Linked DNA regions of Homo sapiens: region 2 is linked to region 1. The links are chromatin contacts, found by Hi-C or POLR2A ChIA-PET in ENCODE. All regions are on one chromosome and are shown on one strand. Each heading gives the region's core, a stretch centred on a gene start or an enhancer-like site at or near the end of the contact. The rest is flanking DNA. Distances are from core to core; before and after follow the strand shown. Region 1 overlaps KDM2A (lysine demethylase 2A). Region 2 overlaps KDM2A (lysine demethylase 2A).

What was found. Hi-C counts contacts between places; a loop is a spot of excess contacts on that map. ChIA-PET counts read pairs that join two places held with the same protein, here RNA polymerase II (POLR2A). Pooled maps may share reads with other maps.
Region 2: a loop to region 1 is called in a map of right lobe of liver, with 2.3 times the contacts of the local background. The contact joins two enhancer-like sites. A Hi-C loop is called at or near these places in 18 of 168 maps with a recorded cell type or tissue (CD4-positive, alpha-beta T cell, Calu3, GM12878 and 12 more), 8 of 37 single-sample maps with no recorded cell type and 25 of 50 pooled maps. POLR2A ChIA-PET finds 5 or more read pairs at or near these places in 7 of 52 experiments (H1, IMR-90, Panc1 and 4 more).

The regions. Positions count from the first base shown.
Region 1 is chr11:67,127,262-67,135,155 of GRCh38, reverse strand. All of the region lies in intron 2 of KDM2A (lysine demethylase 2A), which reads right to left. It overlaps LOC124902695 (a long non-coding RNA gene), which reads right to left and starts at 545. Exons shown (of 2, transcript XR_007062740.1): 1 at 509-545. Within about 2 kb of position 4,900, at least 3 of the 41 ENCODE cell types and tissues checked have a DNase peak (open chromatin) inside an H3K27ac peak, as active enhancers do.
Region 2 is chr11:67,166,033-67,173,926 of GRCh38, reverse strand. All of the region lies in intron 2 of KDM2A (lysine demethylase 2A), which reads right to left. Among named protein-coding and RNA genes, the nearest start is that of KDM2A, 51 kb to the right of the region's middle. Within about 2 kb of position 4,851, at least 6 of the 41 ENCODE cell types and tissues checked have a DNase peak (open chromatin) inside an H3K27ac peak, as active enhancers do.

The sequences.
Region 1 (7,894 bases), core at 3,651-6,150:
CGGAGGTTGTGGTGAGACGAGATCGCGCCATTGCACTCCAGCCTGGGCAACAAAAGTGAAACTCCGTCTCAGGGGGAAAAAAAAAAAAGAAAATCTTATCTGCTGTAGCTTAATGACTGATGTCTAGACAGTGAATGCTTATGTTACCGAAATAAGTTGATCTTTGCGTATGTTAAAAGGAGTAAAGAAAATATGCAACTGGGTTGAGGATTGTCATGACCATGAAGTTAGTTTTGTGAAAATTCAACAACAGAAAAAGGGCTTCATGCTTACTTTTGCAAAGCATGATGTGGGAAACACAATGTGAGACTGCTTTTGAGATGTTTTGTGTTAGATTTATCTAAAATTCAAGGCCAGGTGAGGTGGCTCACACTTGTAATCCCAGCACTTTGAGAGGCTGAAGCAGGTGGATCACCTGAGGTCAGAAGTTCGAGACCAGCCTAGTCAACGTGGCGAAATCCTGTCTCCACTAAAAATATAAAAATTAGCTGGGCGTGGCGACGCATACCTGTAATCCCAGCTACTCAGGAGGCTGAGGCAGGAGAATCACTTGAACCCAAGAGGCAGAGGTTTAAGTGAGCCGAGATCGCACCACTACATTCCAGCCTCGGCAACAGATTGACTGTCTCAAAAAAAAAGTAAATAAATAAATAAAACTTTAAAAAATAAAATTATAAAATGAATAGCAGATAATCAGGACGGAAACATGCAACCTATCTACTGGGTATTTCCCTTTACATCAGGGTTTGTCAACCTTGTACTACTGACATTCTGGACCTGTTCATTCATCGTAGTTAGGGCTGTCCTGTGCACTGCAGAATGCTTTAGCAGCATCCCTAGCCTCTACTCATTAAATACCAGTAGCACTACCCCAGTCTGACCATCAGAAATGTCCACTGCTAAATGTTTCCTTGGGGGCAAAATCATCCCCAGTTGAGAATCTGCTTTAAATCTTCTAGTATCTCCAACTGTCTAAAGCCTCATCCACTCATATTCTCTCCTCAAAGTTTCAAAAAATCTTTCCCCCAGTCTTCCTGGTAATCCAAGCTAAATCCCAAAGTCTACCTTAGTATTTCATTTGTCTTTGCCTTCAAAATCCTCAGAAAGCACACTGTACAACTTCAACAAGGACAGGTCAGTTTTCTTGTTTAAAACCACAGTTGGTGCCGGGCATGGTGGCTCACGCCTCTAATCCTAGCACTTTGGGAGGCCGAGGTGGGAGGATCACGAGGTCAGGAGTTTGAGACCACTCTGACCAACATGGTGAAACCCTGTCTCTACTAAAAATACAAAAATTACCTGGGTGTGGTGGCGCAGGGCTGTAAACCCAGCTGGCTGAGGCAGGAGAATCGCTTGAACCTGGGAGGCGGAAGTTATAGTAAGCCGAGATGGCGCCACTGCACGTCAGCCTAGGAGCCAGAGACTCTGTCTCAAAAAAAAAACCACAGTTGGAAGCCGGGTGCGGTGGCTCACGCCTGTAATCCCAGCACTTTGGGAGGCCGAGGTGGGCAGATCACCTGAGGTCAGGAGTTCAAGACCAGACTGGCCAACATGGCAAAACCCCGTCTCTACTAAAAATATAAAAATTGGCCGGGCGTGGTGGTGGGAGCCTGTAATCCAAGCTACTGGAGAGGCTGAGACAGAAGAATCACCTGAACCCAGGAGGCAGAGGTTACAGTGAGCAGAGATTAGGCCACTGCACTCCAGCCTGGGCAACAGAGTGAGATTCTGTCTCAAAACAAAAAATAAAAATAGGCCAGGCACGGTGGCTCACACCTATAATCCCAGCCCTTTGGGAGGCCAAGGCGGGTGGATCACTTGAGGTCAGGAGTTTGAGACCAGCCTGACCAACATGGTAAAACACCATCTCTACAAAAAAAAACACAAAATTAGCGCAGTGTGGTGGCGCACGCCTGTAATCCCAGCTACCTGGGAGGCTGAGGCAGGAGAAGTGCTTGAACCCTGAAGGCGGAGATTGCACTGAGCCAAGATAGCACCATTACACTCCAGCCTGGCCAACAAGAGTGAAACTCCCTCTCAAAAAATAAATAAATAAATACGAATAAAAGCACAATTGGTAAGAGACTTGATACTAAAACTCAAGGCTCAACATCCCCAATTAAGTACTCTTCTCTATCATAACATGCTGCTATCCATCAGTTACAAAGTTTAGTCAGTCCTTCACTGCCAATGTGTCTTGCTTCTATCTCTTCCTTTCCATTTCTACCTATAACCCACAGCAATGGTTCTCAAACTTTTGCGTGGATCAAAATCACCTGTCTTGTTAAAACACAGATTGCTAGGCCCCAACTCCAGAGTTTCTGGTTCAGTAAGTTTGGGGTGGGGCCCAAGAATTTGCATTCTAATATGTTCCCAGACACTCAGTTAATGCTCATGCTGCTAATGAGAGACCTACACTTTGAAAACCACTGCCTTAAGAGTTCAGGGTTCCTGTCACCTCAAAAGGCAAGCTATTTGAATTTCTTTCTAGACCACCCCGACCTGAAACTGGAGACATTACTCCCAAAATGCCACTTTGGCCAAATCACTGTTATATTAAAAACAAACTGGCTGGACGCAGCGGCTCATGCCTATAATCCCAGTACTTTGGGAGGCCGAGGCAGGCGGATCATTTGAGGTCAGGAGTTCCAGACCAGCCTGGCCAATAATAGTTGAGACCCCGTCTCTACTAAAAATACAAAAAATTAGCCGGGCGTGGTGGCACGTGCCTGTAATCCCAGCTACTTGGGAGGCTGAGGCAGGAGAATCGCTTGAACCCAGGAAGCGTAGGTTACAGTGAGCCGAGATCGTGCCATTGCACTCTAGCCTGGACATCGCAGTGAGACTCCATATCCAAAAAACAAAAAAAACAAAACTTCTAATGGCTATGTCCATACTTGGCTTTCAAAGTTGTTTAAAATTTCTACCCAACGTTATCAGCAGTGCCCCTCAAAAGACACCACCTACTTCAGTCTGCTCATCTATCAGAGATCCACAGAATAGGCCTTATAGTAGTAGTATAAAGCTTATGCTGTCTTTACCACCTGAAAGGCCACCCTCTTCCCTCCTCCTCTCTACCTACCTGAAGGAGGCCTTCACCAATGTATTTGCCAAAAACATTCGTTTGGTCACTATTTGCTGCCTTTTATCTTTAGGGTTTAACTTTTTACCAAGTACTCACAGACAGAGAAAAACCCCAAGAACCTAAAATTTAAAACAGAAAACAAGGATATGAGTGACATACATAAATAAAAGCCTTGACATACACACAAACTGCACAATACTGCCGTTTTAACAGATCAAGTGCAATAAGTTCAAAGTTCATGAAAAGAAAGAATGTGCCATCTTTGTTTGAAACATAATCAAACACTGGCTATCAAATATTTATAGCTATCTAATTCAGGATGTTAAGCAGACAGACGTTAGCAAGAAAATGTTAAAGTAGGCGGAAAGTCGTGGCTCATGCCTGTAATCTCAGCATTCTGGGAGGCCAAGGCAAGTGGATCACCCGAGGTCAGGAGTTCCAGACCAGCCTGGCCAATATGGTAAAACCCCATCTCTACTAAAAATACAAAAATTAGCCAGGCGTGGTGGCACACGCCTGTAATCCCAGCTACTAAGGAGGCTGAGGCAGGAGAATTGCCTGAACCTGGGAGGCAGAGGTTTCAGTGAGCCAATATCGCACCACTACACTCCAACCTGGGCGACAAGAGCGAAATTCCATCTCAAAAAAAAAAAAAAAAGAAAAGAAAACACTAAAGTAGCCTCAAAAGAGAGAAAGTACTCAGCCTACACACCGTGGAGTAAGAGTGTTATTATTATTATTTTTTTGAGACGGAGTTTCGCTCTTGTCACCCAGGCTGGAGTGCGACGGTGAGATCTCAGCTCACAGCAACCTCCACCTCCCAGGTTCAGGCGATTCTCCCACCTCAGCCTCCCGAGTAGCTGGGACTACAGGCGTGCACCACCATGCCCAGCTAATTTTGTATTTTTAGTAGAGATGGGGTTTCGTCATGTTGGCCAGGCTGGTCTTGAACTCCTGACCTCAGGCAATCTGCCCGCCTCGGCCTTGCAAAGTAGTTGGGATTACAGGCGTGAGCCACTGCACCCGGCCTGTTTTCTGTATAAAGTACACAAGAGACGTTGGATGGTATGAGAGAAGAAACCTGGGAGTTTGGAGTCAGGGTACCTGAGTTCAAGGTCTGGTTTCACCTCTTACCGACTCTGTGATCTTGGGCAAGTCATGGCCCCTCCCTGGGCCTCTCTCTCCATAATTAAAAAAAAAAAAAAAATCAAGGTTTAAAACGATACCATCTACCTTCCAGGGTTGTTTTGAGAATTAAATAAGGTAATATATATGAAAGAACCTAGCCTACTATCTGGCATATAATAAATGTTTACTGAATTTTAACCCTTTTTGATGTGAAAGTGCAATGCAAAAATAAAGTATTATTCCAAAAGTGAGATAAACAGAGAAAATTAATGAAACCTAATTAAGAGTGTCCGTTACCCCCCCAAAATAGAAAGATACAAAGAATGTATGTCTATCTACATGATATACATAATGTATCAATTCCTTGACTTAATAACCAAAACCAAGACCCGAGAATAACACAAACATCATCACTTGCAACTTCACAGCTTTAAGGCTGTCTAAAGGTCAGCAAAACCTAGGCACAGTTTAGGACAGGATTAGAACAGGAGAGCTTAAGGCCGGGCATGGTGGCTCACGCCTGTAATCCCAACACTTTGGGAGGCCGAAGTGGGCGGATCACTGGAGGTGAGGAGTTTGAGACCAGCCTGACCAACATGGTGAAACCCTGTCTCTACTAAAACAATATAAAAATTAGCCAGGTGGTAAAGAGCAGTCAGGTGCACCTGTGAGGAAGTCAGGTGCCGTGACTCAGACTCGAGTAAACACGAAGTATGAGTTCAACCCAGAAAACTGCTCTCTCTTGGGTTTTGCAAACTTGTCAGAAATAAATCACTAACTTTAGAAAGCTTTGGTGCAAGAAAAAAAAAAAAATTAGCCAGGTGGGGTGGCGGACGCCTGTAATCCCAGCTACTAGGGAGGCTGAGGCTGAAGAATCACTTGAACCCGGGAGGCGGAGGTTGCAGTGAGCAGAGATCGCACCATTGCACTCCAGCCTGAGTGACCACAGTGAAACTGTCTCACAAAAGAAAAAAAAAAAAAGAATAGGAGAGCTTAAAATTCAGACTAAACTTTAATTTTTTTAATTTTTTTTTTTGAGACAGAGTCTCTGTCGCCCAGGCTGGAGTGCAGTGGCACGATCTCGGCGTACAGCAACCTCTGCCTCCCGAGTTGAAGCGATTCTCCTGTCTCAGCCTCCTGGGTAGCTGGGATTACAGGCATGTGCCACTATGCCCGGCTATTTTTCTTTTTCTTTTTTTTTTTTTTTTTGAGATGGAGTCTCGCTCTGTCACCCAGACTGGAGTGCAGTGGCGTGATCTGGGCTCACTGCAAGCTCCGCCTCCCGGGTTCACACCATTCTCCTGCCTCAGCCTCCTAAGTAGCTGGGACTACAGGCGCCCACCATCACGCCCGGCTAATTTTTTGTATTTTTAGTAGAGACGGGGTTTCACCGTGTTAGCCAGGATGGTCTCGATCTCCTGACCTTGTGATCCGCCCGCCTCGGCCTTCCAAAGTGCTGGGATTACAGGTGTGAGCCACCGCGCCCGGCCTATGCCCGGCTAATTTTTGTATTTTTAGTAGAGACGGGGTTTCACCATGTTGGTCAGGCTGGTCTTCAACTCCTGACGTCAAGCATTCCACTGGCCTTGGTCTCCCAAAGTGCTGGGATTACAGGCCTAAGTCACTGTACCTAGACAGACTAAACTTTTAAAATCAACTAGACACTTTATTATTTGTTCTAAATGGTCCAAATACCAAACATCATCAATGTGGTAGTCTGACATGTGTGCTACACATACGTTTTTATTTGTTATAGTTTAGGTCTCTGTTTCTTATCTACACTGCAAGACCCAATATCCAGATATCCTCCTCATCCCTACCTGCCAAAGTGTCCTCCATTCTAATTTATTCATTTTTTTAGAGACAGGGTCTTGCTCTGTAGCCCAAGCTGGAGTGCACTGGCACAGTCATAGCTCATCACAGCCTTAAGCCCCTGGGCTCAAATGATACTTCTGCCTCAACCTCCTGGGTAGCTGGGACCACAGGTGAGAGCCACTGCATCCAGACCCTCCTCCACTCTAGTGGCTTAATCCTAGCATTCAAGAAAATTGGTAGCAAAGAAGAGCATATATCCAGGCTTTCAACAATATCAACAAATACTTATTCAGCACTTGCTATGTGTTAGGCCCTATTTGAAGCATCTAGCACACAGCATAAACAAAAACAAAGCCCCAACTCTCAAGAAGCTTATACTCTAGTGGAAAGCTATACACAAAGTACAGTAGTGATTAATGCTCAGCAAAATAAAACAACAGAAAATAATAGGGCTTAAATTTAATCCTCATTCTAGGGGCCCAAAATATAGCTTACTGTGGAAGACTGATGTATAAGAATAAAAAATTAGTTGTCATTATCTGCATTTTTGAATCACCCAAAAATGGTCAAGTTTTTCCTACATTATTAGGAGGGAGGCCGCAACAATGAGACCAGTGCACTCTCTACCAACACAGACTAAAGACTAAATCTCATAAAATAATTAGAAATAAACTAATTCAACAATGTAGACCACATATAATTTTTTCTAGCTAACATTATACTTTCATACTAGAAAAAAAAAAGGCTTAAAATAAATATTCTATTTTATCTAGTCCATTCTCAGTCAGAAAGACCTCAGAGTGGGAACGGGTCCAGGCGCAGTGGCTCACACTTATAATCCCAGGAGCTGGGGAGGCTGGAGAGGCCTCCAGGCAGGAGAGAGGATCACTTAAGCCCAGGAGTTCGAGACCAGCCTGGACAACACAGTGAAAACCTGTCTCTAGAAAGAATTTAAAAATAAGCCAGGTGTGGTGGCATGTATCTGTGGTACCAGCCACTCAGGAGGCTGAGGTAAGAGGATCACTTGGGGAGGCTGATGCTGCAGTGGTAGTGCCATTGCACTCCGGCCTGGGCAACAGAGCAAGACCCCGCCTAAAAAAAAAAAAAAAAAAAAAAAAGGCCGGGTGTGCTGGCTCACAACTGTAATCCCAGCACTTTGGGAAGCCGAGGCAGGCAGATCGCCTGCCTGAGGTCGGGAGTTTGAAACCAGCCTGGCTAACATGGTGAAACCCCGTCTCTACCAAAAATACAAAATTAGCCGGGCATGGTGGTGCATGCCTGTAATCCCAGCTACTCAGAGGCTGAAGCAGGAGAATCGCTTGAACCCAGGAGAGGGAGGTTGCGGTGAGCCCAGATTGCGTCATAGCACTCCAGCCTCGGCAACAAGAGCAAAACTCCATCTCAAAATAAATAAATAAATAAATTAATTAATTTAAAAAAGATAATCTGGTAATCGCTGCTGAATTTGGGGAGGCACTTTCAAAGGTAAACCAAGGAAAGGTGGGACTATTGCCAGAGTTTCAGTGGCCGCAGTTCCTTGTAACAGATAAATGATTTAGCTATTTCATAATTATATGTAAGACAGGTTAACAGGATTGAACATGCGATAATAACATCTTTTAGAAAAGCTCTCAATTTCTTATTTTTTATTTTTTTTTGCTAGGTGAAAGTGCTAAAAACTCTCAATTTCATCAAGATTGACAAGCACACCAGGCATAGTGGCTCACACCTGTACTCCCAGCACTTTGGGAAGCCAAGGTGGATCGCTTGAGTCTGGGAGTTCAAGACCAGACTGAGCAAAAAAAACCAGACCAGCCTGAGCAGCCCGAACAGGGATAGCCTGCCTTTACAGAAAAAATTAAAAAT
Region 2 (7,894 bases), core at 3,602-6,101, 39 kb before region 1:
CAGCCTGGGCAACATACCAAGACCCTATCTTATAAAAAAAAAAAATTGTTTAAATTAGTTGAGCATGGTAATGTGCGCCTGTACTACTCAGGAGACTGGGACAGCAGGATTGTTTGAGCTCAGGAGCTTGAGGCTGCCATGAGTTATGATGGGGCTACTGCACTCCAGTCTGGGCAGCAGAGCCAGACCTTGCCTCAAAATAAATAAATAAAAAGAAAAATAATAAAAATAAAAACCAGGCTAAGTGCAGTGGCTCACACCTGTAATCTTAGCACTCTGGGAGGCCAGGGCGGGCAGATGACTTTGGCCCAGGAATTCAAGACCAGCCTGGTTCATGGCAAAACCTGTCTCTTCTAAAAATACAAAAACTGGCTGGGCATGGTGGCTCACACCTGTAATCCCAGCACAATGGGAGGCCAAAACAGGCTGATCATTGAGGTCAGGAGCTGGAGACCAGCCTGGCCAATATTGCAAAACCCCTTCTCTACTAAAAATACAAAAATTAGGCCAAGAACGGTGGCTCACGCATGTAATCCCCACACTTTGGGAGGCCAAGGCGGGCGGATCACCTGAGGTAGGGAGTTCAAGACCAGCCTGATCAACACGGAGAAACCCCGTCTCTACTAAAAATACGAAATTAGCCACGCATGGTGGCGCATGCCTGGAATCCCAGCTACTTGGGAGGCTGAGGCAGGAGAATTGCTTGAACCCGCGAGGCAGAGGTTGCAGTGTGCTGAGATCGCGCCACTGCACTCTAGCCTGGGCAACAAGAAACTCTGTTTCAAAAGAAAAACAAACAAACAAACAAACAAAAAACTGAGGTGGGAGGATCTCCTAAGCCTGGAGAGGTCCAAGCTGCAGTGAACTGTTACAGCACCACTGCACTCCAGCCTGGGTGACAGGGTGAGAGACCTTGTCTCAAAAAAAAATAAAAATAAAAACCAGTGCATCACATTATGTCTATAAATATTCCATAATTTTTTTCTTTTCTTTTTTGAGATGTGGTCTTGCTCTGCCTCAAAAATAAAAAAAAGAGAAAAACATACTTAATGGTGAAAGACTGAAAGCTCTCCCCCTAAGATTAGGAACAAGACAAAGATATGTTTATTCCCCACTTCTATTCAAAACTGTATTGAAGTTTCTAGCTAGGGCAGTTAGGCAAGAAATTTCTAGCTATGGCAATTAGGCAAGAAAAAGAAAAGTTTGGAAAGGAACAAGTAAAACTACATCTATTCACAAATTACATGATCTTGTACACAGAAAACTATAAGGAATCCACACACACACACACACACACACACACACACACAACTATAAGAGCTAATAAAATCAGTTCTATTTCTATATACTAGCAACAAAAAATCCCAAGATGAAGTTGAAAAAAAATCCATTTATAATAGCATAAAAAAAACTAAGGAATAAATTTAACAAGATAAGTACAAGACTTATATACCAGAAAGCTACAAAGCATTGTTGAAGGAAATTAAATGGTAGCTAAATAGAAAAATGTCCTGTGTTCATGAACTGAAAGGCCTTATTAAGATGGCAATACTCTCCCAAATTTATCTTCCAATTCAAAGCAATTCTTATCAAAATCACAGCTTTTTTTCTTTTTGGCAGAAATTAGCAAGATGATCCTAAAATTCATATGGAAATACCAGCAAACCAGAATAGTCAAAACAATCCTTAAAGAGAACAAAAGAAAGCTAGGAGGATCACTTGAATCCAGGAGTTCAAGACCAGCCACTGCCTCTACAAAAAAAAAATATATTAGCCAGGAGTGCTGGTGTGTGCTTGTAGTCCCAACTCCACAGGAGGCTGAGGTAGAAGGATGGCTTGAGTCCCGGAGGTTGAGGCTGCAGTAAGCCATGTTCACGCCACTGAACTCAGCCTGAATAACAGAGTGAGATCCTGCCTCCAAAGAAAAAAGAAGAGTGAAGAACTCACTATAAAACTATAGTAATTTCAAAACTTACTATAAACATATAGTAATCAAGACTGGGTGGTACTGGTGTTTAAGGAGAAACATATAGATTGATGGAACAGAAAGGAGAATGCAGGCATAAACTCTTACACTTACAGTGAATTGATTTTCAGTAAGCATGCCAAGACCAGGAGCAGTGGCACATGCCTGTAATCCCAGCACTCTGGGAGGCCAAGGCACGAGGATCACTTGAGGCCAGGAGTTTGAGACCTAGTTTGTATCAAATAGTTTTTCTTGCCTAAGATAATCACACTGTGAGAATTAAGACGAATGATGGATTTATTTTACACATGAAGAAACAGAAAGGTAAAGCTGACCCAAGCTAACCTTTTTGGGTAATAGCAGAAAAACAACAAAAAAGCAAATGTGTCTAAAGGGAAAATATATCTGGTGTCACTTTTTCTATTACTTTGCTGTGCAACTATAGGCAGTTTAATAAATCATTTAACCTCTCAGATCTCAACTTTCCCTTGGAAGTAAACAACTTAAGGCCCCATTATGTTCTAAAATAAAGTCTTCTACACTCTGAATCCAACTCACATCATTTCAATTTCATTCCTATTTACATTATATATTGACAATTTGCTACATACCAGTCCCTCTGGTCTGTTTATGTTGCATTCAAAGACTATCTAATTTCAGACTCGGCCTCGTCTGTCCTGACTAGGAACACTGAGGGAGACCTGATGGTGGGGTTGGCAAGTAGCTCTCTTAGGGCTTTCCACATCTTCCTCTCAACTTCTATGTATCACAAATCTCAATCAAACAGATGTTAAAGGCTATTTTTTCAGGACAGCTTAAGCAATTCCCATTCCAAAAGGCACAAAGGAGTCTAAATGTTTAAGTACCTACCATGTGCCAGGTACTGTAACAAGCACTATGCATGTATTAATATATTTAAATCCAACATCCCTATGAGATATTAATACCCTCTTTACCAAAGCAAGGAAAATGAAAGAAGTAACTTGCCCAGGTTACAAAGCTAGTAATTGATGTGGCTAGGATCTAGAACCCAGGTACTTTGGTTCTAGAGCTGACAGTCCTAACCACTACTCTATGCTACAAAAATCCACTTGAGACTTCGACCAGACCAGTCTCTTAAGGTAACCGGAAGAAATTGTCAAGGACGACCTCAGATACAGCTTAAATGGGTCTGGCAGAGAGAGAGAAGGTGTAGTGGTGGGACCAGTCAGCAACAAAGAATGTCTTTTAGTCAGAAAACCATGCTTGGGCCAGGTGCGGTGGCTCACACCTGTAATCCCAGCACTTTCAGAGGCTGAGGCGGGCGGATCACTGGGTGAGGAGATCGAGACCATCCTGGCTAACATGGTGAAACCCCGTTTCTACTAAAAATACAAAAATATTAGCCCGGTGTGGTAGCAGGTGCCTGCAGTCCCAGCTACTCGGGAGGCTCAGGCAGGAGAATGGTGCGAACCCAGGAGGCGGAGCTTGCAGTGAGCTGAGATCGCGCCACTGCACTCCAGCCTGGGCGACAGAGCGAGACTCCATCTCAAAAAAAAAAAAAAAAAAAAAAGAAAGAAAGAAAAAAAAAAAACCCCATGCTTGGTAGGATAAAGGATTAGCAAAGGATCTTCCCTGGGGTAAGAGATTTCTGATATTTGTTAAGGGACACTACATTTCTAGCTATATTATTGTTTATCTAATATTCCACCATTCCTGGTTTCTAATTCTAGCTTTTCGTTGACAAACTACTGGTTGTTCAACTATTCTGGCTGAAATGAAAACACTGCTATTTCTAATCAGCATTTTCTATCACAAGGTGTTTGAACTCGGTACATTTATTGTGTGTATGCCATGAAAATGTGTTCTCACTTCCTATATTTGTAGTTATAATTTATTATAGACCTCTAAAAAGATGAAACTGTGGGCCAGGCATGGTGACTCACGCCAGTAATCACAGCGCTCTGGGAGGCCGAGGTGGGCAAATCACGAGGTCAGGAGTTCGAGACCAGCCTGGCCAGCATGGTGAAACCCCATCTCTACTAAAAATACAAAAATTAGCCTGCCATGGTGGCACGTGCCTGTAATCCCAGCTACTCAGGAGGCTGAGGCAGGAGACTCACTTAAATCCAGGAGGCAGAGGTTGCAGTGAGCCGAGATCTCGCCACTGTACTCTAGCCTGAGTGACAGAGTGAGACTCCGTCTCAAAAAAAAAAAAAAAAGAGAGAGAGAGAGAGAGAGAGAGAGAAGGAGAGAGAGAGAGAGAAGAAAAAAGAAAAAAGAAAGAAAAAAGAAACCAAGTGATGGGCTGAGCGCAGTGGCTCATGCCTATAATCTCAGCACTTTGGGAGGCTGAGGCAGGAGGATCACCTAAGGTCAGGAGTTCAAGAGCAGCCTGGCCAACATGGTGAAAACCCTTCTCTACCAAAAAACAATTAGCCAGGTATGGTGGCTCAGGCCCGTAATCCCAGCTACTCAGGAGGCTGAGGCACGAGAATCACTTGAACCTGGGAGGCAGAGGTTGCAGTGAGCCGAGATGGTGCCACTGCATTTCAGCCTGGGCAACAGGAGCGAAACTTCATCTCAAAAAAAAAAAAAAAAGAAAAAGAAAGAAAGAAAGAAACCAATCTTGTCACTATTAGATTTTCATGTCTCACACTGTGATACGATTTAAAAAAAAAAAATTTAGGGCATTGTTTTGTAAAGTTATATAAAGCTACATGGATTAGGCCGGGTGCAGTGGCTCACGCCTGTAATCCCAGCATTTTGGGAGGCCAAGGCAGGTGGATTACGAGGTCAGGAGTTCAAGGCCAGCCTGGCCAAGATGTTGAAACCCCATCTCTACTAAAAATACAAAAATTGGCCAGGCGCGGTGGCAGGCGCCTGTGATCCCAGCTACTCAGGAGGCTGAGGCAAGAGAATCGCTTGAACCCCGGCAGCAGAGGTTGCAGTGAGCTGAGATCACACCACTACACTCCAGCCTGTGCGACAGAGTGAGACTCCATCTCAAAAAAAAAAAAAAAAAAAAAACTACATGGATTAAATCTGAATCTTTGCAACATATACCAAATCCCCACTTCATAGCCTTAATATGTACTTGAATAAATAAATACATTTTAAAGGAAAAAGCAACCTCAGGCTTTCACTCTGCTCTCCCACAACATATGAATGCATACATATCCAAAAAATCAACTGAACTTTAAAACGCTGTTGCTTTCATTTTCTTCTTTGCAACCTTTTGAAAACCCAGCACTGCTGCCAGGTCACACACTGGGCCATATGTGGATAGACGGACATTGCTGTCTATCCCCCCGACCGTGTGTGTGTGTGTGTGTGTGTGTGTGTGTGTGTGTGTGTGTGTGTGTGTGTGTGTGTGTGTGTGTGTGTGTGTGTGTGTGTATAATTCATACAAGACTGTGTGTGTGTGTGTGTGTGTATTATAATTCATACAAGACCATGCTGAATATAGAAAAAATAGCCAGACACTCTGTATACAAAAATTAAAATGTAGTCCTAGCACTCAAGAAGATTGCTGGCCACTAGGGGGCAACAAATATGTAAATAAATTATAGAATTACAATTTAATGTGCTATGTATTAAGACAGGTAGATACAAATGTTATTGAAGCCCAGTAGGAAGAACAACTAACACAGAGGGTTTGGGGGAAGCTCCACCTAAGAAGCCACATAAGAAAAATGCTGATTCATTCAGCATAACTTCACTGGACATCTACCAAGTTCCAAAGACCATAGATACAGACTGTGTTGCTCCTCTATAGCAGTGATCTCTTCAAATTTTAGGGGGTTTCTCTTCACTTACTAGATTTATCAGTATCTCCTTATTAATAAGATATATATAAAACTTTCTTCTAAAATAAAAGGTTATACAAAGTTTGATAATTTCATATCTCATGATGGATTTTAATTAAAATGCCCTAAGGAAGTATAAAAAGAGTCGGAATCACTGCCTTACAATGACTAAGCCTTAGGCCCAAGTTTTTATCTTTTGATCTATATAAAACTTTTTGTCCCTAAATGATAAATGGCCTGAGCACAGAGAATAAGGAAAAACACATGTTTACTTTTAACATAACTGCCATATATATTACAAAGAAGATGCAGTGATAAATTAACATGGCTGAAAAGCTTGCATTTCTTTTACTGAAAGGTCAGCCTTCAAATACATTCTGGAAAAGATCAAATTCTACAGAGATCAACAGTACATAGAACAGTTTCCATACATGAAAAATGTTAGATCACAATAATTCCAACAACCAGATAATGTAACCCATAAATAGAAGGTGTCTACAGAATTTAGCAGGAAGCTTATGCGTACCTAAGTCTCTTGATTAAAAAAAAATATTTAGTCAGTAGGACCTTTAAGGAAAAAAAAAAAGATAGCTGTGAAGGCAGAATGTTCAAGAGAAGATGAATATACAAAAGTAAACTATTCCCTAAAAAGTTCCCCCAAGAACTAGTGTCAAATAGCTACTTATATACAGAATGATCCTAAAAGAGTCGGGATACACTTACCCTGACCACAAACAAGCCCTCCACAAAACTAATTGGTCAAGAAATGAGTTAAAAGTGCTAGATCTCTCCCATCACTGTTGCCTGCCTTCCTGCATACCATCAGGTATAATCAACTGTTCAGTGTGCTTGCTGCACATTTAACTATGATATCATCACAACTCTGCAACAACAACAACAAAATGTGGCTATCAATTCAAGATGAGGATAAGGCATCTCAACATCATCTTGAAGAGAAGCAATCTGAGTTTAGATGTTATATCTAAGGCACATTCTTGGTTTTTCCAAAGGTTTTACTAGAATATGCATATATTTGTCTCCTTGGGTGCTAACAAAAGCAGTAACTCGCAATATTAAACTTTTTAATTTTTTTTTGAGGCAGAGTCTCGCTCTGTCGCCTAGGCTGGAGTGCAATGGTATGATCTCAATTCACTGCAACCTCCGTCTCCCAGGTTCAAGTGATTCTCCTGCCTCAGCCTCCTGAATAGCTGGGATTACAGGCGTGCACCACCACGCCTGGCTAATTTGTTGTATTTTTAGTAGAGACGAGGTCTCGCCACGTTGGCCAGGCTGGTCTCAAACTCCTGACCTCAAGTGATCCGCCCGCCTTGGCCTTCCAAATTGCTGGAGTTACAGACATGACCCACCACGCTCAGCCCAGCACAGGAGTTTTGACCTGCTCAGTTTCCAACCTGAACCAGTGTACTCCCTTCTTGGTCCCCAGTTGCTGGGAGGTCACCATATTGATGCCAAACTTAGTACAGATACCTGATCTGTATACTGCATTACAGCCCAGAACTCCTTGCTTCAAGAGATCCTCCTGCCTCAGCCTCTCAAGTTACTGGGACTACAGGTCTTATGCCACCATGCCGGGCAAGAAGTAATCTTTAAAGCACCCCCACTCCACCCTCATACACAAATACTACTATTGGAAACAATAATATAACTCAGAAATATTCAGTTTCTCAGCCAGGCACCGTGGCTCACTCCTGTAATCCTAACACTTTAGGAGGCCAAGGCGGGCGGATCACTTGAGGTCAGGAGTTCGAGACCAGCCTGGCCAACCTGACAAAATCCTGTCTCTACTAAAAAATGTGAAAATTAGCCGGGCATGATGGCATGTGCCTATAGTCCCAGCTACTTGGGAGGCTGAGGCACGAGAATCACTTGAACCCAGGAGGGAGAGATTACAGTGAGCCGAGATCACACCACTGCACTCCAGCCTAGGCGATAGAGTGAGACTGTCTCAAAAAAAAAAAAAAAAAAAGAGAAATATTGTTTCTCCTGAAAGTCAACCAATTTTTTAACTTGATTTTCATTAGCCAGTGAAACACCTACTGAAATACAAATACTCCCTGAATACTTCTGTTTACTGCCTGATTTCTGTATCAACAAACACAGAAAAGGGAAACAAAGATAA